2 separate regions of the Homo sapiens genome follow, and region 2 is linked to region 1. The links are chromatin loops, found by intact Hi-C in ENCODE. Cell type or tissue: endothelial cell of umbilical vein. All regions are shown on one strand.

Evidence for each region. Peaks named below come from ENCODE experiments on the same cell type or tissue, not always from the same donor. Only the 100,000 strongest peaks of a DNase experiment are listed, where the experiment ranks them.
Region 2: it touches region 1 in a loop (5-fold over the local background); 5 of 110 quality-filtered maps call a loop at or near these places.

Annotation. Positions count from the first base shown.
Region 1 is chr10:17,427,487-17,435,486 of GRCh38, forward strand. All of the region lies in intron 2 of ST8SIA6 (ST8 alpha-N-acetyl-neuraminide alpha-2,8-sialyltransferase 6), which reads right to left. Among named protein-coding and RNA genes, the nearest start is that of ST8SIA6, 23 kb to the right of the region's middle. In endothelial cell of umbilical vein, a CTCF peak has its summit at 3,439 (motif pointing left); DNase peaks (open chromatin) are centred at 1,375 and 3,445.
Region 2 is chr10:17,509,465-17,517,464 of GRCh38, forward strand. No RefSeq gene overlaps it. Among named protein-coding and RNA genes, the nearest start is that of ST8SIA6, 59 kb to the left of the region's middle. In endothelial cell of umbilical vein, no CTCF peak of the experiment used is centred here; DNase peaks (open chromatin) are centred at 2,017 and 3,157; H3K27ac peaks cover 4,075 bases.

The DNA of each region.
Region 1 (8,000 bases):
GAAGAGGCCTCTTCAAAGTGCGCTGCACCATCACAGCATGAGCCGAAGCCATAGAACAATCAGCAGCTTTGTCTTTGCTGCCTCACAGTTACAGAGGAGAAGGTGATGGGATTTCCTTTCTATAGATCAAGGTCACGGAGACAGTCAAGTGAAAACAAGAACTTGAGGATGGCAGCTGAATGTGAATTCAGCCAAAGTCCTGATATACATGGACATTCTTCTCCAGGGACAGTATGACAAGGGGTTTCCAAAAAAGACAATATTGAGAACTGAAGTCAGACTCAGTCTCACAGAGGCAATCATTGGACACTTGCCTGTTGATAAGGCGATGCCTTGCACTTCGTCCTTTATTCCTGAAGGAGCAGGAGCAATGGCCTATCAGAAATGGCCAGGTATCTTGGATTCATGGAAACACACTTGCTGATGAAAAGAGGACAGCCCTGACTAGCACTTTCTCTTTTTGCCTCTGAGTTTGAGTAGGCAAGAAGTACACAAGAGTCCTTCTATTTGTATGAAGAAAAAGAAACAAGATCATCGTGTTTATTGTCAGAGCATTTTGAGACATTGTTTTGACTTCATTTTAAGCCCTGTTAACTTTTAGTCTTATCTCTAGCAGATTTCCTCACTAAAGTGAGTGACCAAATCTCCCTCAATGCCCATTTCTTTAAATGCTATCGCATAAAACCTGGAACATGTATTCCATAGGTTGCTTTGATGATAAGCAGATAATATGTGCCAAGCACCCAGCTGGGTGTGTCCTGGTGCAGCCGCCATCGGCCCTTCCCCTCCCCTCCCCACACTCTGGCCCTCCTTAGTTGTCTTGCTGATGGCTTCCTGTCTGTAGAGCACATTACAAACCCTAATACTTTCATTCATTCACTGATGTAGCAAATGCTTATTTTTATTTGATATATGACCCTCCATAAATGCTGGAGATACAAAAATGATGGGTAGTCCCTGCTGTTGCATTGTTCTCAATCTACCCTAGAAGTGGGCAAATAAAGTCAGTCGACACTGGCGTCATACTGACCTATGTGGAGAAACACACAGGGAGAAAGTTACAGAGAGGAGAGGCCGTTGGAAGGGCTTCCCGAGGAAAGCAGCCGCTGAGCTGTGTCTCCAGGGAGGAGCTAAGCAGCCGGCTAGGTAGAAGAGGAGGCGGCCAAGCAGAAGGAACAGCAAGTAAAAGGGCGCAGAGGCCAGACAGAAGAATGTGTCTGAATTGATAGAAAAGGGGACAGGAAGGTGAAGAGCAGTGCCAAGAAGCAGAGGACAGCCACAGAGCTGGCATCGTGTGATGCGGAAGGCATGGTCAAATTCGAGGAAGCAAGTAATACAAGGATAGATGCCTGTTGGCTATGTTGCCGACCATCTCGGCAGAAAGCCTGCTGGGAGAACAGTAGGTGGGGCAGAAGTCAGTCCATGATAACCTGAGATATGAATGGGGGTTGAACGCTGTCAACATGTTATGTGGCTTTTGTGGCCTGAGCTGCACCGCCACACCCCCTTCCTGTTGTGTGTGGGGATTCATGATGATATTAGTAGCACATACAGTAAGCGGGATCTGGGGCTTCATTTAACATCTTGTGTTTCGTTCTGTAGTGCCCCCTCCTCCTGTTGGTTTATATCTAGTATTAGTAGATATATCTCTTTAAAACTTGGTTTCATATTTTGGACTACATCAATTACCCTTACAATTTATGATCGCTTATTCATTTATACTGCCAGTTTTTCACTTTAGGGATATAATAGATCATCACCACGACTAACCCCACCACCAGCACCCCCACATACTCCTCAGTACTTTTTCTACCTTTTATTTCTATTTTTCTTTTCTGTTTTCGAGGCAGGGTGTCACTCTGTTGCCCAGGCTGGAGTGCAGTGGCATGAATTCAGCTTTTCTTTTACTTGCTGTTCCTTCTGCTTGGCCGCCTCTTCCTCCACCTGGATGGTTGCTTAGCTCGTCCCCGGAGACACAGCTCAGCGGCTGCTTTTCTCGGGAAGCCCTTCCAACTGCCTCTCCTCCCTTTCACTTTCTCCCTGTGTGTTTCTCCCTGTGTGCCCATGAAATCTTCAACTCCCACCTCCCGGGCTCAGGTGATCCTGTCACCTCACCCTCCTGAGAATACCTGGGACTACAGGTGCATGCCACCGTGCTCAGCTAATTTTTGTATCTTGTGTAGAGATGGGGTCTCACTATGTTGCCCAGGCTGGTCTTGAACTCCTAGGCTCAAGCGATCTGACCGCCTCAGCCTCCCAGAGTGTCAGGATTACAGGCGTGAGCCACAATGCCTGGCCTTACTTTTTCAACTTCTATTTGTACTTCACGTTTTACCATTTGGAGCTTCATTTAGCATCTGGTACCTTCTTCTATAGCATCTCTTCTCTTCCAAATATTTATATTCTTTGTTAAAATTTTTTTATTTCAATAGTTTTTGGGGTACAAGTGTTTTTTTGTTACATGGATGAATTGTACAGTGGTGAATTCTGAGATTTTAGTGCACCCATCGCCGGAGCAGTGTACATTGTACCTATGTGTAGTTTTTTGATCCCTAGCCCTCCTCCCATCTTCCCCTTTCTGAGTCTCTAAAGACCATTATATGCACCCTGTATGCCTCTGCATACTCATAGCTTAGCTCCCATTTATAAGTGAGGATATACAGTTTTTGATTTTCTACTCCTGTGTTACTTCATTAAGAATAATGGCCGCCAGCTCCATCCAGGTTGCTGCAAAAGACATTATTTTGTTTCTTCTTATGGCTGGGTAGTATTCCATGGTGTATATACACCACATCTTCTTTATCAACTCATTGGATGGGCACTTACGTCAGTTCCACATCTTTGCAATTGTGAATTGTGCTACTATAAACGTGTGTGCATGTGTATTTTTCATATAGATTTCTTTTCCTTTGGCTAGATACCTGATAGTGGGATTGCTGGATTGAATGGTAGATCCACTTTTAGTGGAATCTTCACGCTGTTTTCCATAAAAGCTGTACTAATTTGCATTCCCACCAGCAGTGTCTAAGTGTTCCCTTTTCCCCATCCTCGCCAACATCTGTTGTTTTTGACTTTTTAATAATGTCCATTTTTTTTGCCAGAGTAAGGTGGTATCTCACTGTGGTTTTAATTTGCATTTCCCTGATGATTAGTGGTGTCAAGCATTTTTTCCTATGTTTGTTGGCCATTTGTATATCTTCTTTTGAGAACTGTCTATTCATGTCCTTTGCTCACTTTTTGATGGGATTATTTTTCTCTTGCTGATTTGTTTGAGTTCCTCGTAGATTCTGGATTCTAGCCCTTTGACAGATGCATAGTTTGCAAATATTTTCTCCCATTCTGTGGGTTGTCTATTTGCTCTGCTGATTATTCCTTTTATGTTCTTATTAAGGTTACGTGAAAGACTTGCTCAGTGTGATCTGGGGCTCCCTCTTGTGGCAGACAGTGGCCCAAAGCCATTCCCAAACCCCTTTCCTTTCCCTGCCTTCAATACACAGGCACCAAGCGAGACATTTATATTTCTAGACTTCCAGAAGCCAAGGCTGAGCATGTGACACTTATGGCTAAAAAGATTTAGGCAGAAATCTTTGAGTAGGGATTTCCTTTTCAACTACAAAGGCAAAGCCTCATTAGGAAGAAGCCCTTTGCTCTCGTCCTTTTTTCTCTTCTCAACTGTGATGCAGACTGCCCCAAGGGCTGCCACCTTTGGCCGACATGAGGATGAGAACTAGCCGCTGAGGATGGCTGGAAGTCACCTGAGGATCAGGTAGCTCCCACCCCGAGATGGAGGGTAAGGGAAAGAAAGTCAGGGCAGGTCTTTTGAACCACATTTGTAACATTTATATAAAAGAAATTTCTTCACAGTGCTGTTTTAAAAGTATTTTAAGCACATCATTTCAAAGTGTGACCGGAATAATGATATACCAATTTGAAAGCAGTTATTTTAGTGAATAAAAGTTTCGTTTTAAGGGGGGGGAAAGGGTGTGACTGTAATATAGATTTATTTGGATTTCTGAAAAATATAGCCCGCCTGGGCTATGGTAGAAAAAGCATAAACTGTTAGAACAACAACGCAGAGCCCGCTGGAAAAACAAGGAAAGAATTCAGAAAGCCAGCGTGAGATCCTCTCTGTCCTAAAAACAACCCTGCGGGAAGGCGTCCTGGGTTCAAGTCCCAAGTTGTATACTTACTAACTGTGTGACCTTAGGCAAATCACTGCAATTTCTCTGTGCCTCATGGTCTTCGTTTGGAAAAAAAAAAAAAAAAAGGAATTTGCCCAACAAATAGTCAGTTTCTACTATATGCCATTATTATTCCAGGCACAACAGTAAATGAAACAGACAAACATCTCTGTCCACATGGAGCTCGCTGCCTAGTAGGAGGAGATAGATAAGAACAAGTACTGTGAAATATATGTGGTGTCATATGGTGAAAAGTGGTACAGGAAAAAATAGGGCAAAGAAAGAGGAAGCGGAAAGTAGGGATAGGAGTGGAGGCTGAAGGGAGAGACAGCCGGAAGCCGGAAGCCGAAAACCGGAAGCAAGAAGTAGACTAGGTGGGTATCTGGGGGATGCTCATGAAAGACCCTTAGTCCAGGAAGAGAACACTGTTGGAGACAAGGCGCCAGAGCATACTATGTTCTAGAAATAACTGGAAGTTCCATGCAGCTGGAACACAGTGAGCAAGTAGAATTGAAAGAGATGAAGTCAGAGAAGCAGTGGGGACCAGATTTTTTAATGACTCACCAGCCTCGGAAAGGACTTCAGCTTTCACTGAGTGAACTGAGGAGTCACTGGAGGAGAGGACAGGATGGAGTTTGTATTTAAAAGGACCACTTAGTGTGCTGTTTTGAGAATAGATTCTGGAAGGGGACACTAGTTCTGAGGCAATTACAACAATCCGGGCAGACAGGAGGAGAAGGTCCTTTTCCACCCCACGCATTTGCCGTGATGTAATGCGTACGAATGTGAATTTCAAGAGACTACCTGCGTTTATGATACATTATTATTGCCAGTTTATGACCTTTATGCTAAAAACATGCTAGCAGGAAAAAATATAGCCAACAAATGCAGTTGCATATGAGTTCACAGACAATGATAAACACACTTTTCAGCTTTTCAAAGAGTTGACACCAAATTGGTGTCTGATTTAGATCCTGCTTAATGGCTCAAGGAAACAGATGAGTGAGACCTGTTAAAGCAAACTAAATATGGCCTGAGGACTCCGTACTTCTATATTTGGGTCCTTGTGGACGAACTGTAACCTAGCTTAATAGTCAGACAAGATTGAAAAGCTAACTTAGAAGTATGTGCCTATAACAATAGCTGAGTTTTGGCCAATCCCAGCGGCCATACTTCAACGACTCATAGACTGCTAAGTGTTCAAACTGTGTTCAAATAAGACAAACGCCAACCTGTAACCAACCCAGCTGTTTCTGTACCTCACTGCCAATTTCTATGTGTCACTTCCTTATTTATTTATTTATTTATTTGTCTATAAATTCACTCTGACAATGAGGCATCCCTGGAGTCTCTCTGAATCTGCCGTGATTCTGGGAGCTGCCCAATTCATGAATCGTTTGTTGCTCAATTAAACTCCTTTAAATTTAATTTGGCTGAAGTTTCTCTATTAACAGACCAATGACAGGTCACATCCCAACTTCTCTGGCTTCTTTATATGACTCAGGAACATTTTAAATCTGGGGGAAAAAAAATAACCTGTACCTTTCCTCAACAGGACAATAACACATTTTTATATCAGCTTGTTAAACACACGTGACACATCTATATCAAGTTGTTACACACACACCCTTGCTTAAATAATTGTTAAACACCTGTGGTCCAAAAAAATAATCACAGGGCATCACTAATTTATTTGCCAGATTAAAGATGTAAGATAGAGCTTTAATATCCAACCGTTGGTAATCACGGAAATTCCAATTAAAACAAAGAGATACCATTTTCGCCCATCAAGCTAACAAAAATATAAACATAATAATACTTAATGTTCATGATAGACCCCAACTGATCAGAAACAGATGCTGGGTCCATGGTAGGCACTTCCCCAGTGTAGACAGCCACTCAACCAGGTATCCACCTCTGGAGTCCCTGGAAGGAGGGCCAGGGGCTGGGGACAGAGCACCTGGGACTCAGGGATGCAGCCCTCTCAGCACTTTAATAACTGGTATGGCCATCCTGGCTTGAATATCAGCTCTGCCTCACTGTAGCCCCAGTAATCTCTCCAAATTACAGACTTCATCAGGTCATTCACCTGAAAAGCCTTCAGTAGAGTCTCAAAACCTGTGAGATAATGCCTGAATTATTTAGCAAGGAGTGCCCCTTTGTTTTCTAGCCCCCCTATCTACTTTTCCAGCCTCACATTCACCTGTCCTCAACACATATCCTGGGACCCAGCCATCCCGAGGGATTTTTCAGCTTCACAAACCCATCTTGTTCTTATATCCTTAAGCCTTTAGATGTGGTGCAAATGTCTTCTTCCCTGCTTGCCTGCTCAAGGAATTTCTACTTATCCTTCCAAGACTCAAAACAGGCACTTGTACCTGTTTAGCCTCCCCTGGCTTCTCTCCCCTGGGCTACCCCCTCTTCATGCCTAGACATATCTCAAGGACAGCATTTATGCAGAATGGTCATTACACATGCTGCTTCCCACTCTCTAGATGGGGGACTCCTTGGGAGCAGGGACAGATGCTTTCTTGGGACTATGTCCACAGATTCTGAAACTCCGGCTGACCAGGGCAGAGTCCCAGAAAATCTTCTAAGATTCAACAATTGACGTGCTTTGCTACAAACACTGCAGATCTGGACCTAGCACCTGCCTTCCTAAGGAAAGAAGGATGTTTTTACCCGATCAAATTAGGTACCACCTGCATATTCACCCTGTTGGTACCCAGGCTCTAAGATAAGAGCACAGGTTTCCTGCAGCATAAATATCCACTGAACGGATGAATGAAGCCATTAATAACCTTTTGACTGTGTGCTAAGAGTCAGTACTGTGCTGAGAAGAATATTTTCAAAAGAAAAGAAAATCATCTTTTTGAGTGAGTTGGGATAGAATCTTTGGATATAAATTCATTCTTTTCTTAGGGGACTTGCTCTTAATGAAACTCAGGGTGAATGAGGCGGATGTGCTTATTCCCTGGACCTTCCTGAAAGTACAGTGCAATCCCACAAATACAGCCTGTACGCAGCAGGAATGAAGGGTGAACCTGTGTCTGTAGGTGTTGGGAGGACACACACACACACACACACGGGAAAGGAAAACTGAGTTGGTTAACTGCAACTTGGGTAAAGTAAATAATGAGGCCTCAGTGCATGTTCACTGGCATGGTTTATGGTTTCTCTTGTGACTTTCTGGAGAGGGCAACTTTCTGGAGGTGGCCACCAGAACACCAGCTTCCGCCTTTAAGGCTGGGCACAGACTCTCCGACCCACCCACACAGATTGGGGCAGCTCCAAGCTCCCAGATTCGGCAAGGACTCCCATGCTGAGAAAGCTCTCCAGGTTATTTTCAAAAATGGCCTGGGGCCTAAATTACACTCAGGGGGATGCCAGCCCCCTGGAAAGCCCCCTGAAGCTGACCATGCGTGGCTTATTCTGCATTCCTTGTTGCTGCTGCATATCTGAATTCATTAAGTTTGACTTCGTAATCTGAAGAGATTCAAAGATCTGAGCTGTTCTCTTGCCTCTCAGTATGGTATGTGGCTTCTAGGCCAAATTCTATCACTTCCAGGTCTCCCCAAGGTCCTCTGTCCCCAAAAGCCTGTCATATGTGCTCACCTCCTTCTTCCAAGTCCCCTAAATGTCCAGAAAGCTTTATCTCCATTTCCTATGAGACACACTGCAGCTTATCTCTGTTTCACCATCTGGAGCCTAATTCCCATGAGGGCAAAGACCATGAGGAACACAGCCTTCAGCTTTGTGGCCTGGGACAAGTTACTGACCTCTCTGTGTTTTGGCTTCTCCTTTGGTAAAATGAGAATA
Region 2 (8,000 bases), 82 kb after region 1:
GTTTCATGAGAACACAAATTTTATTCAGTAATGAGACTAAATATAATAACTGAGAAGAATGTTATTGCAAAATATCAGGCAAATGAATTATTGTTTTCATGACAAAGGTCTTCAAAGCGACAAGAGAGAGATTGTATATTAAGCAACTTTAGTAAAATATTCTGTATGTAATGAAATAAAAAAATTTAAATTGGGATTTGCACATCCTTGTTTTTGTGTCTAGATCAGGTTCTTGAAAAACCAACTTAATTGTGTATATAATTGATATTTATTAAAGTATAGATTTTAAAATATTACCCTATTAAATTGTTCACAGTGTTGAGGCATTTCCACTGCTTTGTTGTCAAAAACACACGTCTAACTTCTAATAATTCCTTAAAAGTTTCCTTAATTTTATTTTCCCTTCTATATTTCCACACTAGTGAACAAATTCATTTGGTAGAAATGGTATTTTAGAGATGATATTCAAGTACGTATTATACTTGGATGAAAATAAACAAAGTAATGATGACTTGTTTTTGAGTCTTTCAATTTTTTCATTCTTACTGTGGCTAGAGTACGACTATTCTAATAAAAACATCCTGTTTTAAAGAATCAAAACATAGCAAATGTATCACATTATATCGAGATTTGAATTTAAGATAATGAAAATTATTGCAAATAAAATAACAGCTTGTATTTGGCAATCTGTAGCCAGAGACTATGATATGACAAATAAAAATATTTTTAATCAGAGAAAAAAATATTGGAAAAGAATTTCCTTCTGTTAGCACAATTAATTTATAAAATGCTGGTAAATATCTACCCTTTACAGTGTGACGCTATCTATAAAGCTTTGCAGTTATTTAATTCATAAAGCAACTCTCCTTTTACAGGTAGCAAAAAAGAGATACTAAAAAACTGGCCTGTGGTCTCACAACCCACAAGGAACTTGGGACTCTAAAGTTGAACCTCTCACAGCACTAACCGCAAACAAGAGTTTTGGTGGCCTTTGTGATACCAGAGAACAGCTTCTCTTTTCTGTTCTAGTGCTTCAAGTTGACAGTGTTGCTAATGATTTAGGATCAAGATCATTAATTCTACACATTTTACTACATTAAAAAAATTTTTTTTGAGACAGGGTCTCACTGTGTCATCCAGGCTGGAGTGCAGTGTCACAAATACAGCTCACTGCAGCCTTGATTTCCTGGGCCCAATCAATCCTCCTGCTTCAGCCTCCTGTGTAGCTGGGACCACAGGCACGTGCCAACATGCCCATCTGATTTTTTTTTTGTAGAGATGGGGTCTTGCTATGTTGTCCAGGCTGGTCTCGACCTCCCAGGCTCAAGCGATCCTCCTGCCTCAGACTCCCAAAGTGCCAGGATTGCAGGTATGAGCCACTATGCCCAGCCCATTTTTGAAATAACATATGGAAAGCAGAGTTATGTTAGCAAAAATTCTTAAATTTGTAATGCCAACATTTCAGCAATTCTTTAGCTGGGGAAAAAAAGAAGTACTAATAGTGCAAATTCTTGGTTAAATAATTTTAACTAGCAATAAATTATCATTGTATAATATTTGAAAAAAGAAGGGAATGTTAAAAGACAATAATCCTGCCCAGAGACATCGTACAAAATTTTAGCAGCTGGATAGAAGTATTGCTGTTTTGCAGTGAGCCTAAGGGATTATTTGGTCCAGTTCCCATCTTCGGTAGCGAAGGCATTTTTTATCCAGTAAGGTTAAGTGACTTATCCAGATTGCGTGGCCACTAAATGGTGGAGAGAAGACAAGAACCTCAGTCTCTTGCTTCTCCACGTACTTTACCTTTCTGTGCTTGACAACATCCTTTTAACTTCTGTACAGAGAGGGGACCCAGCCTGCTGGAGGAAAGGCCCAAGAGAAGTCGCTGATCCCAGCTAAGGGAAGTAGACATGTAAGCCCCAAAGAGAATGCTTGCAATTTACAGACTAGCCAGAAATTTACAGCTTTTATCAAACGCATTCAAATACGTTTGAAAAACAAGAACGTCCACAGTCCGGATGGGTGATCATGAGTTATATCAGCCCATCTGCGTGATCATCACACTTCTGATATGACTCATTGTCACTTCAGAAAGTATTTGTTATGGTTTGAATTTCTGCATCTGTTTCTGGAAGTTGTAGGGGGAAAAGTTGAATTAACTTTGAATTATCAATACTACTGCAGAAAACTAAAAAATGATTTGCATTTATTTTATCTTATTTTTATTTTTGAGACAGGGTCTCACTCTCTCACCCAGGCAGGAATGTAGTGGTGCCATCACAACTCATGCAGCCTCAACCTCCTGGGCTCAAGCAATCCTCCCACTTCAGCCTCCTGAGTAACTGGGGCAACAGGCACGCACCATCACGTCAGGCTAATTTTTTTTTTTTTAAGAGATGTGGTCTCACTATGTTGCCCAGGCTTGTCTCGAAGTCCTGGGCTCAAGCAATCCTCCCATTTTGGCCTCCCAAAGTGCTGGGATTACAGGTGTGAGCCACTGTACCCAGCCAAGGTTTGTGATATTTTAAAACAAGGGCTAATACAAATTACTTGTAAAACAAGTCTCAAGTATATTTTTAAATTCTAGATTGGTTTTCTCCTTTATTCCCCAATCCTAGTGCCACTTCCAAGGCTACATATACTCACAGAATTAAAATAATTATAATATCCATCTAAAGAATATTTTTAATAGCATGACTATCTTGCCACATTCAGACACAAACAAGCTTATTACACATCTTTAATTTTATTACTTAAGTGCTCACTTGCCCAGAATTGCCCCCAAGAATTCTGGAAGTTTTTCCAAGAGGAGAGAAAACTGTGAATCTGATCAGTCCTGACTTTCATTTTCATTGTTTAATGCTGCTGCCAGATAGTTTCTTGAAGACCCTGTGTCATTGTCTACTCTGGTTTCCAATGATCCTACTGCTCAGACCGTGAAGTTTCTTAAAAGGAGAAAGATCCCTCTCTCTGTGGTACTTCACAGCAGGGCCCTTATGACTATAGTTCTTTTATTTGCATTCACCTACTCAGTGCCCTAAGCCCATGCAGACTAGCAGAAGCAGGAGCAATTTCCAGCCTCATCCAAAGGTTGCCCTGAAACCAACAAGCAAGGTCCTATGTTGATCCTGGCCACAAGCCCAGACAATCCCTTCCTGATATGAGTTCTGTCTTGGAAATTCCTGGTATCCATGCAAGCCAGCCTCAGACATTAGTCAGCACCACCTCAGTTCTCAAAGCAGTTCTTCAATAACAGAAACAGTAATGACATTAATACTTAAAAGCCTGTTCTAAGTACTTTGTTCATTTAATTCTCATAGGAATCCTTTCAACTTTTGCCACATTTTTCTGATGAAGGAATGGAGCTATCAAGAGATTAGGTAGCATAGCTTGTAACTGGCGGGAGGATTTGAACCTAGGAAGGCGGACTCCAGAGCCGGTACTTGTAACCACAGCTCCCTTAAATTCCAAAGGGAAGAGATTGAGGTCTCTGTTTCCTTGGAGGTTCCCGGAGCCCTGTGTAAGAATGTCCCTCCTGTCTACTTCCCCAAACCCAATACTTTAAAGATTATAGAGCAGAGACTTTGTCAAACAACAAATAGTATTGCATGATCCACTCCACAGAGCAGTTAGGCACCTCCGTGTCTGGGTAGACAGAGGCCACACAAGTGATCCTTCCAAGAATGAAAAATAAAAGTCACTGTCAAAGGTGATTTTTGGTCTCCATCTGAGTGAGAAGTGTCTAGAAACTTTTAAAACAATGGTTTAGGTTTTTTTGTTTGTTTGTTTTTTGTGGGGTTTTTTTTTTTTTTTGAGATAGAGTCTTGCTCTGTTGCTCAGCAGGTTAGAGTGCAGTGGCACAATCTTGGCTCACTGATGTAACCTTTGCCTCCTGGGTTCAAGCCTTTCTCCTGCCTCAGCCTCCCAAGTAGCTGGGATTACAGGCATGACCCACCACACTTGGCTAATTTTTGCATTTTTAGCAGAGACGGGGTTTACATCATGTTGGCCAGGCTGGTCTCAATCTTCTGACCTCAAGTGATCCTCCCACCTCGGCCTCCCAAAGTGCTGGGATTACAGGCATGAGCCACTGCACCCGACCCAAAACAATGGTTTTTAATATGGCAATCATAAAACTTGCATCAGGGGGAAATGACATCTTTATTTTCACTATCTGTTCACTGAAATCTAGCATTTTCTTCACTTATAAATATTGGTAACAAACTGTAACAGTATTAGCAATACCTGTGGTTTTATGACCACTTGAAATCACATATATTTTCATATCACAGCAATTTGCAGATATGTCAGAAGATCACTTCTACCTACTCACTACTTTGAAATTCTGCTAGTCACAAGACTAACATAACTAAATCTTATGTTCAGATGCCAATAAAGAAGCACCTATATTGCTACATTGCAAATACATTTTTAATAGTTTGGTAACTACATTTCTTTTTTTTTTTTTTTTTTGAGTTGGAGTCTCGCTTTGTTGCCCAGGCTGGAGTGCAGTGGAATGATCTCGGCTCACTGCAAGCTCCGCATCCCAGGTTCAAACTATTCTCCTGCCTTAGCCTCCGCAGTAGCTGAGATTACAGGCACCCGCCACTATGCCTGGCTAATTTTTTGTATTTTTAGTAGGGATGGGGTTTCACCATGTTGGTCAGGCTGGTCTCAAACTCCTGACCTTGTGATTCCCTTGCCTCAGCCTCCCAAAGTGCTGGCATTACAGGCGTGAGCCACCACGCCCAGCTGGTAACTACATTTCAATAGAATTGGTGTGCTTTGTAATCCTATGTATCCTGTTTAATGCATTTTAAAACATCATTCTGAGAAGAGATCCATAGGCACAAAGATATTCAGATCCCTGTTTAAAATGGATTTCTCTCTCATGCTCCAGAGCTTTAATCCCTTTCGAACAATCTCTGTGTGTCTCATAGGCGTTGGTTTCATTCATTCAACACAGCAGTTCCTGTCTTCCATCTCGAAGGTCAGCTCTAGACCCTCCCAGAGAGCCCAGAAACAGCGGATCAAATTTGGAGGTCCTGCCACAGAAAGTTCTATTACCTGGGCTTAGAAATCAAGCCAAAACATAGCTTTCTTTGAGGGGAGAGGAGGAACTGGACAGGGCAGGTGTGTTTTCTGGGCCTCTGGAGAAGACAGGAGGACATATAGACCAGCGCTCCCTGGCCTATCTGGGTGTGGAGGGAAGACACCAAGCTGAGCAGAGGAGACCGGTGCCTTTCCAGCAGGCACCGCTGAAATGTAGTGGGCATCATGTCATGTCACGTGTGGCTGCACGACAGGCCATAGAATGCCATGGTTAAGACCACGGACTCTTGAACTTTACCACCTGGGTTGGTTTTCTACCTCCACCACCTCCTAGCTATAGATCTCAGCCATGCTGCATAGCTTCTCTATGCGTCAGTTTTCTCATGCATAAAATGGGAACAACTGTGCTCACTTCATCGAGTTGTTAACTACAGATTCAAAGCATTATACATGTAAAGTGCCTAGCACTTAGTAAGCGCTCCAAAAGAGTACTCTGACTACAATCTCTCCCTTTGCCAGTACTACGATCAGTATTATTATTTATAGTTTTCCCCATCATTAGGAGGATGCACAGGGTTGGCCGATAAGGTGTTTCAATGTAATCTACCAAGTACTTCAGTTCGTCACCATTTAGGGTTGTGCATATTATGACTCCTGACTATTAGGTGGCTGTATCAGTCAGGGGTTTCCAGAGGAACAGAACCAATAGCATGTGTGTATCTACATGGGAGATGGAAGGAGGTTTATTTTAAGGAATTGGCTCATGGGATTATAGGAACTGGCAAGTCTGAATTCTGCTGAGTAGGCCAGCAGGTAGAGATCTATGGAGAAGCTGATGTTGCAGCTCAAGTCCAAAGGCAGTCAAGAGGCAGAATTCTCTCTTGCCCAGGACACTGCAGCCTTTCTTCTCTTCCGGACTTCATCTGATTGCATGAAGCCCGCCCACATGATGGAGGGTATCTAATCCATTCTGACTGCTACAACAAATTATCATAGCCGGAGTAAGAGAGTCTGTAATAAACAACCACCAACATTTATTTCTCACAGTTCTGGGGGCTGGGAAGTCCAAGATCAAGCTGTTGAGAGGGCTGGCGTCTGCTTCTTGTTGTGCAGACGGTTGCCGTCTCGTTGTATCTTCTCATGGTGGAGAGCAGAGAGAGACATTTTGTGTCTCCTCCTCTTTTTTGTTTTTTTGTTTTTGTTTTTGAAACAGAGTCTGCCTCTGTTGCCCAGGCTGGAGCGCAGTGGCACGATCTCAGCTCACGGCAACCTCTGCCTTCCCAGTTCAAGCAATTCTCCTGCCTCAGCCTCCTCAGTAGTTGGAATTATAGGCACCTGCCACCACACCCAGATAATTTTTGTATTTTTAGTAGAGATGAGGTTTCACTGTGTTGGCCAGGCTGGTCTTGAACTCCTGACCTTGTGATCTGCTGGCCTCGGTCTCCCAAAGTGCTGGGATTACAAGCATGAGCCACTGCACCTGGCCTCCCTTCCTCTTTTTATAAGGGCTCTAATCCCATTCATGGGGGTGCCTCTCTCATGACCTAATCATCTCCCCCAGGCCACACCTCTGAATACCATCACAGTGGGGACTGAGGTATCAACATATGAATTTGTGGGGGGGGCAAACACTCGTTCTCTAGCAGAGGGTAATCTGCATTCTTCAAATCTACTGATTTAATCACACCTTAAAAAATACCTTCACGGCAAGATCCAGACTGGTGTTTGAGCAAATATCTGACTACCATGGCCTAGCCAAGTTGATACATAAAATTAACTGTCGCAGAGCCATGATCACAATGGATTTATCATAGACAAATGCTACTTTTTGCTCTGCTGATGAAAATCCATCTTCACCAAGGCCTAACAGTTGTAGACGAGGACAGAGCCATCTACCAGATAGGTCGCCAATTCTGATGAGACAACATGTTTCTGCAGAGAGCACACTGAAATCTCTGAGAACTGTGTTTCACTACCTAAGTCAGGGCCTTGAATTCAAACAGTTGAAATTCTGCTTTCTCTTCTCCATACTGGAATTTCCCAAGAATGGGAGTCATGCATGTAACCACCGACCACAGAGCCAGGACAGTCCTGTGGCCATTACAAAGCAGCACATCTATTTAATATTATTTCACTGGAAACCAGGTTACAAACAAGTCCAGGACGGAATCCTCTCACTGATTCATGAAGTGTTTCTCAGGATGAAATGCATCTTTGCGGGTAATTTGATGGCTCGTCCACTGAATGCCTGCTTGGAGAAGGAGGAATCTCCCAGTTATGAAGAAATGCCCGCCTCTTCTTCCACTGGGCTGTGGGGACCTAGCCAAGATGCAATTTCCAGAGACAAACAATAGAATTGAAATAAATATAATGGTAATTCAGCAAATACTATTTTTGTCCTTTTGCAGGTTGATCATAGTGGTAGCTACAGCGGTATGCCTCTCAGATTTCCTTCCAGAGAGTCTACTGCAGGGAGTCTCTACTCGCCGCCCCCTGGGATCCATCATGACATTCATTCTGAGGACAAGAGTCCTCTGTGTTGCTTCCACAGTGGGGATACCAGAGCTGGCCTGTGCGGGACTCCTCCAACAGGTGCCCTTGCTTGGGGCTCTCCTCAGCCTGGTCAAGTCTCTCAGAGCTGTGCTGCAATCTGGGGCCAGCGCAGGGGCTCACACCTGTAATCCCAGCACTTTGGGAGGCCAAGGTGGGTGGATCACTTGAGGTCAGGAGTTCGAGAGCAGCCTGAGCAATATGGTGAAACTCCCTGTCTACTAAAAATACAAAAAATTAGCTGGGTATGGTGGCATGCGACTGTAATCCCAGCTACTGGAGAGGCTGAGGCAGGGGAATTGCTTAAGCCCAGGAGGCAGGTGCAGTGAACCGAGATTGCGCCGCTGCATGCCAGCACCTGGGTGACAGAGCAAGACTCTGTCAAAATCAAAAAAAAA